2 separate regions of the Mus musculus genome follow, and region 2 is linked to region 1. A link is a loop called in an ENCODE intact Hi-C map of the cell type or tissue named here. Cell type or tissue: heart. All regions are shown on one strand. Each heading gives the region's core, and the rest is flanking DNA. Links, peaks and the distances in the headings are about the cores only.

Region 1 (5,372 bases), core at 1,160-3,659:
TTACTGATGGTTGTAGGCCAACATGTGGGTCCTGAAAATCAAACCAGTGCACTTAACTGCTGATCCATCTCTACAGCCTCCAGTTTACTTTTTGAGACAGGGTCTCTCACTGAACCTGGAGCCTGCTGATCATCTAGACAAGCTGGCCAGCTCTAAACTCCACATGTCTCTGCTACTCCATGGCTAGGGTCTCAGGACACACCACACTACACCTGATTTTCTGAAGCTACTGGAGATCCCAACCCAAGTCCTCATGTTTACACAGAAAGCACTTTACCCACAGAGCTATTTCATAAGCCCCAAATCACTGGTTGTTGGATTCCAATCTTAATTACTAGTATTAATTCTCAGGTCCCATTTTTTGCTTTTTATATAATCATGCTGCAGAATGTCTATGAAAGGGTTAACAAGGCCTCAGGGTTCAGAGAAGCTGTCCTGAAGCTGGAGGCAGAGAGTTACTACAGTTGTAAGAGAATGTATGGAGGGACTCAGAAAAGAAGCCTTACTTACAGGTGTGGGTGCAGGTTGTACAATTCAGAGCCAATGGCAGGCCATTTGAGGTTTGGCTTGCTGGCTGAATGTCATGGGCAGGAGAAAGTTCTCTGGAGCTGGAGCCCAGGGACAGAGGCAGGAGTCCTGTACTGCACAGTTTTCTTGGATGAGGCTTGTGCTGAGTGGCAGGGTGACTAATCAGCATGCTTGCTTCCTTTCAGTCTTAGGTGTGCTTTCTTTTATAGTCCCAGGTGAGTTACATCTAGTTTTATTGATAAGCTTGTGAGTCTGGGGTTTCTGATATGATTTGATACATTTTCAGGTGTCAGTATTTATTAGCATCAGCAAGTTGTCAGTTTGTGCCTCTGGGTATGTTGCAGGTGGCCGTTGTTGTTTCCTTGTGTAAAAAAGATGGGGAGTAATTTCTAGTCATGTACACTCAAGCCCAGGAAACTCAGGTCAAGGCTGTTGCCTCATTCATTCAAGGCTAGACAGAACTGGAGAACTGTTACTTCATGTAACAGGACATCACCCAGAGAAGACTCAGCCTGCTCTCCTGAGTCAGTAAGCATCCTTTTCTCCATCATTAGATCCCTTTGGAATGTTAGAAACTGAAAAAAAAAAGTACTCGAAAGGGAATGGCTTGATTCACCAAGGCATTACCATCAAGGCTGACAAGTTCTGGACTCAGGTCCCCACTGAGAAGGACTTGAAGGAGCTCAATAAGAAGTCATGTGGAGCACAAGGTGTTTTGGACTAGTGCCTCTCCTGTGAGGATGGTATGGGTTGATTGTCACTGTCAGAGTCAGAATGCCAAATGGCAACAGTGTTGATAGAGAAGGCATTATGGCCATTGTCATCATGGTGGGAAGCATGGCAACATGAAGGCTAACATGGTGCTGGAGGAGGAGCTGAGAATTCTATATCTTGATCCGAAGGCAGTCAGGAGGAAACTCATCTGCATGCATCTAAGAGGAGGCTATCTTCATCACACAACCCGGAGGAGGCTATCTTCTGCAGGCATCCAGGAGGAGGCTGTCTTCTGCAGGCATCCAGGAGGAGGCTATCTTCTTCAGGCATCCAGGAGGAGGCTGTCTTCTGCAGGTATCCAGGAGGAGGCTGTCTTCTGCAGGCATCCAGGAAAAGGCTGTCTTCTGCAGGCATCCAGGAGGAGGCTGTCTTCTGCAGGCATCCAGGAGGAGGCTATCTTCTGCAGGCATCCAGGAGGAGGCTGTCTTCTGCAGGTATCCAGGAGGAGGCTATCTTCTGCAGGCATCCAGGAGGAGGCTATCTTCTGCAGGCATCCAGGAGGAGGCTGTCTTCTGCAGGTATCCAGGAGGAGGCTATCTTCTGCAGGCATCCAGGAGGAGGCTATCTTCTGCAGGCATCCAGGAGGAGGCTGTCTTCTGCAGGCATCCAGGAAAAGGCTATCTTCTGCAGGCATCCAGGAGGAGGCTGTCTTCTGCAGGCATCCAGGAGGAAGGTCTCTCTTCCACACGGGGAAGAGCTTGAGCATTAGAAGCCCTCAAAGCCCGCCTACACAGTGACACACTTCCTCCAACAAGGCCACACCCACCTCAACACAAGGCCACACCTCTTAACAGTGCCTCTTCCATTGCCTGAGCAGATTCAAACCACTTCACTGATCCTTTAAATTATTCCATCCTTTTTTCTTTGGATGCATACTTTAGATAGCAGGAGCCCTGCATGAAGAGATAAGGGTTTAGCACCTCCTTCCTCGAACCTTAAGGACAGCAGACTGCAGTGCTCTGGGCCGGCTGCCTCTCAGATGATGGGTTTGAAGAACATTGTTTTTGCAGCAGAGGACATACTAAGTTGCTTCTTCATTTCTAGTCATGTCAACAGGAGCTGGAGGAAACTTGACTCCAGTTATGATTTGGTTGTTTCTGATGATATTTGACTAAAGTCAATGGAGTTAGAAATAAACTACCATATCTCCAGTATAGTGGAAATGTTGGAGGGGGCAGTAGATTGATGCTTTCAGCTGGCAAGCAGTCCACTGTTCTGGGGACCTTTAGGGAGTTTGGTTTGCAGCTTTGTGTGTTTTCCTCTGCTCTTAAGAGACATTCTTTTATTTCCTTTTATTTTCTTCAGAAGAGCAAATAGTCTGGGAAGCAGGATATGGGACAAAGTGGGAAGATTCAGTAGAATCCCTTGGGGCAGGGCATAAAACCTGAAATAGGTGTAACCCCTCAATTTCAGAGCCCTAGTGCAGCAAGATTCTCATTTATTCAAAGTCTGGTAGGATTGGATCCAGCTGAGCAGGTCTTGGCAAATCTCTTACCTGGTTGGGACCCCAGAATCCACTGCTTCCAGTGTGTGACTGACCCCATCATTGCTAGAGACATAGAATTCTCCAGAACTCTCTGAAAGATGGTCTACATTGGTGTCCAAACACAGCATGGAAGATGACACAAATATTTTAGGAGCCAAGCACATTGGTCTAAGTTCCCCAGTTCCACATACTACATACATGCGAGGAAGAAAAGTGGCTTAGCAGCATGTTCAGGAACAGAAAACAGGTTTGCTAACCCAGCCTGCTTATGCTGCCAAGCTATAGGCAGAACAGATTTGTGTATGAGCTGGGCAATGTACACACACACACACACACACACACACACACGCACGCACGCACGCACGCACGCACGCACTCACGCACAATGGGAAATGTCATTTGGGAATGTGCTGTTGATGGTTCCAGCCCTTTACCCCTGTAAATGAGTTAGAGGTTGAGGGATCAGTTTGCCCTGTTTAAACCTATTGCCATGAAGAGATTTCTCCTGATGGGATCTAATCCATGCCAGTGGGAATCACCACCCTGCTTATACCTGGCCCACTAGTTCCATGCTTCAACATGGTTCTCATTACATCATGGATTCTTCATAACTCCTAGTAAATGTGATGCACAAGGCAGTTGACTCCCCATTGTGAGATGGGGGTTTGAGAGAGGTAAGGAACACACCTTGTGGTAAATTTCGGTGAACAGGAGTTCCAGGGATGTGCTTTGCTGACTTGACAAGTTCTCTGCCTCCTAAACAGAGCAGCAGATGCTAATGGAGGAGCCTTCCCAATACAGATGGATATGGCTAACCCATGTAGGGGAAATGATCAGGGACCAAATGGTGAGGCCAGGCAGGCCGGGAGAGCTCCATTCCTAATTATGGAGGATGAGACAGCGTCAGCTGGGATGGAAATACTGCAGTTCAGGAATGAGATGGCCTGAAACCATTTTCCATTTCCGTTTTCCCTGAGCCAAGATTCAGTCTCTGGAGAAGTCAGTGGAGGGAGGAAGACTTCCCTCAGTGACTATTCCTTGGAGTAAAAGGAAGGATAAAGGGAGGAAAAAATTAAACTTCTCCAAGAAAAAGAAAAGAGAAAGATAGTGACTTGGACTCCTTTAGTCTTCTCCGAGTGATTTCCTTGGGTTGCTAGAATTCTCCCTGAGCCTTTTCTCCGTGGATTTGTCTAGTGATTGCTTTGCTGTTCTGTTTACTCACTGTAAAATGGTGATAAAAATCCTGCCCAACAATGGGATTGAGAGTAGAAAATCGTATTTACCCCTTACCTCCGTGTTTCTGTTATCTTTATTTATCTGTAGAATAATGTCTTGTGATTTCATTGTTGACTTATCTAGAGATAGTGGGCTTGAGTGCTTTTCAGTGATGTGACACATTTATCTTTTAATGCTCTTGAATGTGCTTTGACAGTGCCAGTTGTCTCAGTTGACAGAAGCAGAAGTTAACAAGCAAACAAATGCCTGAAAGTGGGAGGGACTGCACACCTCTGCGTGTAACTGAGAAGAGCTGTGTGTCTATGTTCTAGGGGCTCAGACCTTCTGCCAGAGATGCCTGAGGAGGCCTTGTGCAGGCAGGATCCTGATCTCCCTGTGACAGGGGAGACACCATTCTCCTAGTAGGAGCTCTTGGAGAGGTAGCAACAGGGAGTTAGAATAGGAGATGCTCCATGTTCCCCATTCTAACCTGGGAGTGACCTACTCATGGAGTGGAACTTTGCTCCACATGCTACAAGCCTTCTCCAAGAAGCTATTCCTTGGGAGAGACCCCACTTCTATATAGGTAGGTCTGTCTGGGTATAGTGATGTAACTTATCATTGGAAGAAGCCCTGGAGCTCAGTTAACAGGTCCACTCAAGCTTTAGCCCATGGGCTGGATTCTATGCAGCAAACTGAGCACCTGCTCCATAGAAGACAGGGCAGCATATTCTCTAAGCAGTTATGACAGGGGAAAAATTTGTCTGCATGCCCATGAATATTGAGTTATTTATCACTAAGTTTCACTGGCCTCATGGCAGAGAGGGTAAATGCCCCTGCCTCTTGTCATTGCTTTGGCTCTTGAGTTGTTAGCAGGGTGAAGAAAGTGGAGGATTGAAATGTGCTTGTGTGCTTAGATTTGTGTCTCCTGCATTCACTATTGCTACATGAATGGAACACTGAGTTGGCCACTGCATCTTTACTCTAGGCACCAGAGTGAGACACTCAGAGTGAAAGTATACTGACTGTGGTGGTTTTAATATGCTTGGCCTAGGAAATGCAACCATTTGGAGATGTGGTCTTGCTGGAGTAGGTGTGTCACTGTGGGTGTGGGCTTTAAGACCTTCCTCCTAGCTGCCTGGAGTCCAGTATTCTGCATGTCTTTGGATGAAGATGTAGAACTCTCACCTCCTCTAGCCTCACATCTGCCTGGATGCTGCTATGCTCCCATCTTGATGATTATGAACTGAACCTCTGACCCTGTAAACCAGCCCCAGTGAAATGTAATCCTGTATAAAGGTTACCTTGGTCATAGTGTCTGCTCATAGCAGTAAAACCCTAACCAAGGCACTGACCAACCAGTAGATTG
Region 2 (5,372 bases), core at 1,272-3,771, 120 kb after region 1:
GATGGAAATCCCTAAAGTTATGGCAGAGCTAGCTTCGGTAGTGCTCTGAGGAATTCTGGCAAAGCTAGACTCAGCTTTTGGGGATATAGAGATGCCTAGTGGTGTCAAAACTGCTTGCCCAGTCAAAACCCAAAATGGAGAATTCCTCATGGTATAGACAGATCATAGACTTGTTCATGAGACCATAACCCCACTGTATCAGCTAGTGGCTAATCCCTGTGTCCTTCTTTCTCAGGTCTCCAAGTCTACTAAGCAGTACACAGTGTCACAATTAAGAGAGGCACTTTTTAGAGTTCTTTGTGTTCTGACTCTTGGCACTTGTCTTCATTTGAATGGGAATAGCTAATGACAATAGTATGCTAATGGTATACTAGCTCTTTCCTCCTTTAAGGGATCAGGATAGCCCCTATCTGTTCATTAGGGCACTAGAAAAAGGTACTAGGGGCTTAGGTTTTCCAGAAGAAGACATTTTACAATGTAGAGGTGACACTTTGATATACAGTCATATCAAGGAACGTTCGAAGTAAAATACCATCTGGATTTTAAACTTCTATCCTTTCATGACCATCAAGTCTCCTGGGGGCCAAATCAATGCATTGAGTCAATACCATAAAGACAGGCCTTGGTGTTTTGGTTCGTTTTTTATATCACATAACACAAAAGGCTTTTACAGAGCAGTTGCACCTAATACTGGGGCTTCCACGAGAGCCTGCTTCATCTAATTAAAGAATTGTTGCAATTGAGCATCCCAGTTAAGGTACGCAGAATCTGGGGCCTTGATAGCTTCATAGAAAGATTTTGCCATTAATCCAAAATTAGGAACCCAGATTTGGCAAAATACAGTCATCTCCCAAAAGGACTAACACTTCTTTCTGTTTGGTAAAACAGTTCAATTCAGCTCGAACTCCAGATGGGAGTAAGCATCATGTCCCCAGAAACAAAACACATCCTAGATTCTGCATTTTATTGCTGCATTGTCTGGACCCTTTTCCCAGGAGACTTGGTGGTCATGAAAGGATAGAAGCCTGAGGTGTATTTTTCAAAGAAACTACATATGTTGAACCATCAGAGTGGGGCCCATGTCTAAGAACAGTGACAGCCAAAACACTATTAGTTGAAAAGTAAAAATAAAAATAAAACAAAAAATATAATAAATATGTATAATTATATAACATTATAATAAATATTCCAACTATGCCTTAATGGTCTTACATTCCCATGCTGCCACCTGGAAAGAGAAAGAAGTATTGAGAGCTAACCATTCATCCATAAAGCATAAATAAGATATTCTAAAGCTATTAGAGGCAACCAAAGTCCTAAGTACCCAAACTGAAAGGCAGTCCCCTTAGGACATGAGCCAAGGATCATGTAATTTTCCCTGAAAAAAAGGGTGACTTTTTTTCCTTTCCTGTTTTAATGGAACTGGCTCATTCATAGTATGGTAAATGTCTCCTTGTGTGATTCTAGTACAAAATCTGTAGGGAAAGAAAAGGCGAAATGCACCAGGCCACAGGGACGATGAGAATTTAGAGTATAAACCCCACTGTCTAGCTTTTCCTGTGTCTTGGGACAGTAACCACAGGTACTAGGAACAAGGCTTTGGCATACCGCTGCCTGAATATGCCCCTTGGTTACAATAATATCATAGCAAAGACAAGTCAGGTCCCTTTTCATAGTTCAGTTTCTAACTCAGAATGCCCTCTAAGCTCCCCGACAGTGGTTCCTCTCCTCCAGTGTGGGAAGATGATACGCTCCTCGGCACCATTTCTCCTTTATTGGGTCTCATGGATTGTGAGACCCCTCTATCTCATCTCAAAATTTTTTTCAAATTTAGGTCTTATAAATGTATTTGGGTTCAGTAGGCAATTACCTGTGTAAGCTTACAAAACACTTACATGGAAAGGGATATTTTCTGCCTTACTCTGGAGAGTGCAAGGCCAAGGTACAGCTACACTGCTTGTGTCTACTTCCCCAGAACTAGTAAACTATACCAAAGAGATTGTCCCAACTTCTGGCTATGTTACCAACTTGAGACCTTTCCTCAAGACCTTCGCAGTATATCCTCCTTATAGAAAAAGGAATGGTGCATTCTGTCTTAGCTACCCATCTATTGCTATGAAGAGGCAGAATAACTAAGGTTCAGTTGTTGGCCCAGTCAGATCTGAGTCTGAGGTGGAGCCTCAGTAAGTGTTACATTCTAGTATGTAAATTCATCAAACTCACAGCCTCAGAAATTAGGATGAAAATGAAAACAAAACAAAACAAAACAAAACACCCAACTGGCCCTCACCTTAAAGGGAATAAGAGAGAGTTTATGTTGGAGTCAACTATGACAAACCATGGCCTGGGAACACAAACTCTGATTACCTCAAACAATACAGTTTGATATGTTAGCCATTTCGGAAGTTTCTACAGTAATACAAGAAAAAAGTAATAACTAAAGGTACTTTTCAAATTCACTTGGTGGAAACATCAGGTAGGTGGGTACAATCAGGGGAACCTCTGCTACAGGGCTCAGATGTTATCTGTAACAGTTGTAGCCTCTAGGCTGGTGGCAGCTTGTGTATTCCAAAATAACTTTGATGACAGTCACAAGCACATTGGGTCAAGCTCAGAGGTGGATAGTAAGTGGCTATTTAGAGAACTAAAGATAGCTCAAGATAATTTCGCTTTGGGCATGTAACATTCCAGCTCCCTACCAGCATTGAGGTTTTAATCAGTCAATCAGCCTCATAGAATGCTTAATGTAGGTATGGCTTCCCCCACCCCACCTCCCAGAAATGTCTGTTCACAGATTGTAATTCTACCATCACCCTTTCTTGTATACATATGAAGAGTTCCAGCTCCAAACCAATTTGTGTGTCAGGAGACCTGTGTGTCCATACACATGTGTGTACAGGTGTGCCTGTATGTGTGTGTGTGTGTGTGTGTGTGTGTGTGTGTGTGTGTGCAGTTGCATGAGGAGGTCAGAGGTCGATGTCAGGTGTCTTTCTTCTATGGCCCTTTGTTATTTTTTGAGACAGAGTTCCTCAATGAAACTGGAGCTCACTGGTTAGCCAGAGTGACTGGCAAGTAAGATCTGTAGCCTGCTTGTCCCTGTCCCCTCAGTGCTGGGTTTACAGATGCATATCACAGTGTTCAACTTTTTACATGGGTAGGGGACATTCAAATGCAGGTCCTTATGCTTGTGTGGTAAGCATTTAACCTACCAAACCCCCTCCCCAGCCCCACCCTAAGTCAACTTTTAAGCATCATCAAATATCTAATATCTCAATCTTCACTATATCCAAGAGTTCTATGTCTCCTGCTTAGGTCACTAAATAGTTCACAGGTAATCTCGTGTTGCCCTTCACTACCTCACAAAGGTCATTCTTATAAAATGGCACTCAGGTCATTAGAACATAAATTGGAACATGTCAATTTGTATAGACTTAATCTGAAGACAAGTAAAAGAAAATCCAACTTACAATTCTTTTAAAGGCTTATGTTTTTCACATGAGAGCACTTCTAAACATAGACAGTTTAGAATGTAGGGATATACTAAAAATGCTGTTATAGAATCAGTTACTTTTTGTATTTCCAATTTGCTATTAAATATATCCTTTGTTCTCATGGCTATAACATAGCTGCTGTGCTTCCAGGCACCACATCTGTGTTCAAGGTGAAAGTTTAGTAAGAAAAAAAATACAGAAACATCAAGTTGTTTTTCTCTTTCTATTAGGCAATCCACAAAACCTTCAGAAACTTTACTAGAGGTAAACTTTTATCTCATTTGCCAAAAGTGTATCACATGACTATTCTTAGCTGCAAGGGAGTCTTAGAGAGTTAGTATTTCATTAGAAATAAATGAGGAAAGTAGTGTTGGAAAAGGCAGCTCCTGGAGGCTTCTTACATTTTTTTCTCCATGTCTTGTTGAGAATTCGGTTTGATAGTCCAATGAAGTAAAAGGAAAAAAAAAGATATTTTCACTGTCTCTGAAAGATTATCATCATCCCTGTCATCACAGTGGCCCTTGCCCTAGCTCTCTTCTCACTTGGGGATCTTTGCCCATGACTTATCTTTGGTCTAGGAGTAGATTGTATTATTGTTTCCAGTTTTCCAGCCTGTTCCTGTAATGAACTTTCCAGAACTTCTCCAAAAGAGATTGGACGTGTTTTCTGGCTAAGTCCCTTGCGTGTTGGCTGAAGAATGTTAACAGATGGTGACAGGCAGGGCTTGCATGGTCATGGCAAGTTTGTTTTAGCCTTTCTCATTCTGTCATCCATCACGAGAGAGAATGTCTGTGGAGCCATTTAGCTCTACATGGAACCCTTGGAGGAGACTCCAAACCAACCTAGAGCTTAGCATTGGTCTCCATTGATCTGAGATAAGATCACTCAGGCCCAAGCCATGCTATAGCCTGTGAGGGAGAGCAGCACATGATGTTGGCCAGTGAGTATCAATGTAGCAAAGCCTAACAGATCTGAGTTAGTCTCCTTTCCTCTTCCTCTTATTGCTATCCACCAGCCTCTGGGTCTCAAACGGAATAGCACTTCTGTAGGTGCTTCTCAGTCCCCAGTCCTACTTCACTGTCTGTCTGAACTCAGCTGCCTCACTGTGGTCTCTAGACAAAGGCCTGAGAAAATCAACCTGAGAGAAGGATTTATTGCTCCCAAGGTTTTAGATCTATTATTTCTCACGAGTTCTGACGTTCTAGTTTGTGGTCAGCTGGTCCCGTAGAATTGGGACCATGAGATTGGACATCATGGCAGGGAACATCTGTCAGAGCAAAGCAGCTCACTTTAGGGCAGGCAACAAGAAGCAAAAGAGAAGCAGCAGGGGATAGGATACACCCTTCAATGAACTTCTGTTAGACCCCCACCTTCTAAAGCATCCATCACCTCTCTAAGCAGTGAAACTGCACCAATTGTCATTTGTTGAAAGTATCCTTGCTTTTTGTTGTTGTTGTTTTTGTTGTTGTTTGCTTGTTTTTCTGTTTTTGTTTTTTGTTTTGTTTTTTTTTTTTTTTTTTGAGACAGAGTTTCTCTGTATAGCCCTGGCCCCTGGCTGTCCTGGAACTCACTTTTTAGACCAGGCTGGCCTCGAACTCAGAAATCCGCCTGCCTCTGCCTCCCGAGTGCTGGGATTAAAGGCGTGCGCCACCGACCTTTACTGTGCTGCTGCTACTGTGTATCTGTTCTGTTCATTATTTCTCGTATGCACGATACCAACTACAAAGCCTGCACTAACCGAGTGCTCAGTAAGCCGTAGCTGCTGCTTCCTGAATAGGCACTGCCAATTCTTTTAGTAAAACTTTTCATTCGTATGGGTTATTTTTTTAGTGTTCTATAATCATGATCCAAATTGTGTGACTGAATGTGAGCACATTCATG

The links. Hi-C counts contacts between places; a loop is a spot of excess contacts. Peaks named below come from ENCODE experiments on the same cell type or tissue, not always from the same donor. Only the 100,000 strongest peaks of a DNase experiment are listed, where the experiment ranks them.
Region 2: a loop joins it to region 1, with 2.8 times the contacts of the local background. A loop is called at or near these places in 5 of 42 quality-filtered maps.

The regions. Positions count from the first base shown.
Region 1 is chr2:131,564,930-131,570,301 of GRCm38, forward strand. No RefSeq gene overlaps it. Among named protein-coding and RNA genes, the nearest start is that of Adra1d, 5.1 kb to the left of the region's middle. In heart, for the core only: no CTCF peak of the experiment used is centred there; no DNase peak of the experiment used is centred there; H3K27me3 peaks cover 605 bases.
Region 2 is chr2:131,681,344-131,686,715 of GRCm38, forward strand. No RefSeq gene overlaps it. Among named protein-coding and RNA genes, the nearest start is that of Gm30986, 56 kb to the right of the region's middle. In heart, for the core only: no CTCF peak of the experiment used is centred there; a DNase peak (open chromatin) is centred at 2,588; H3K27ac peaks cover 1,002 bases.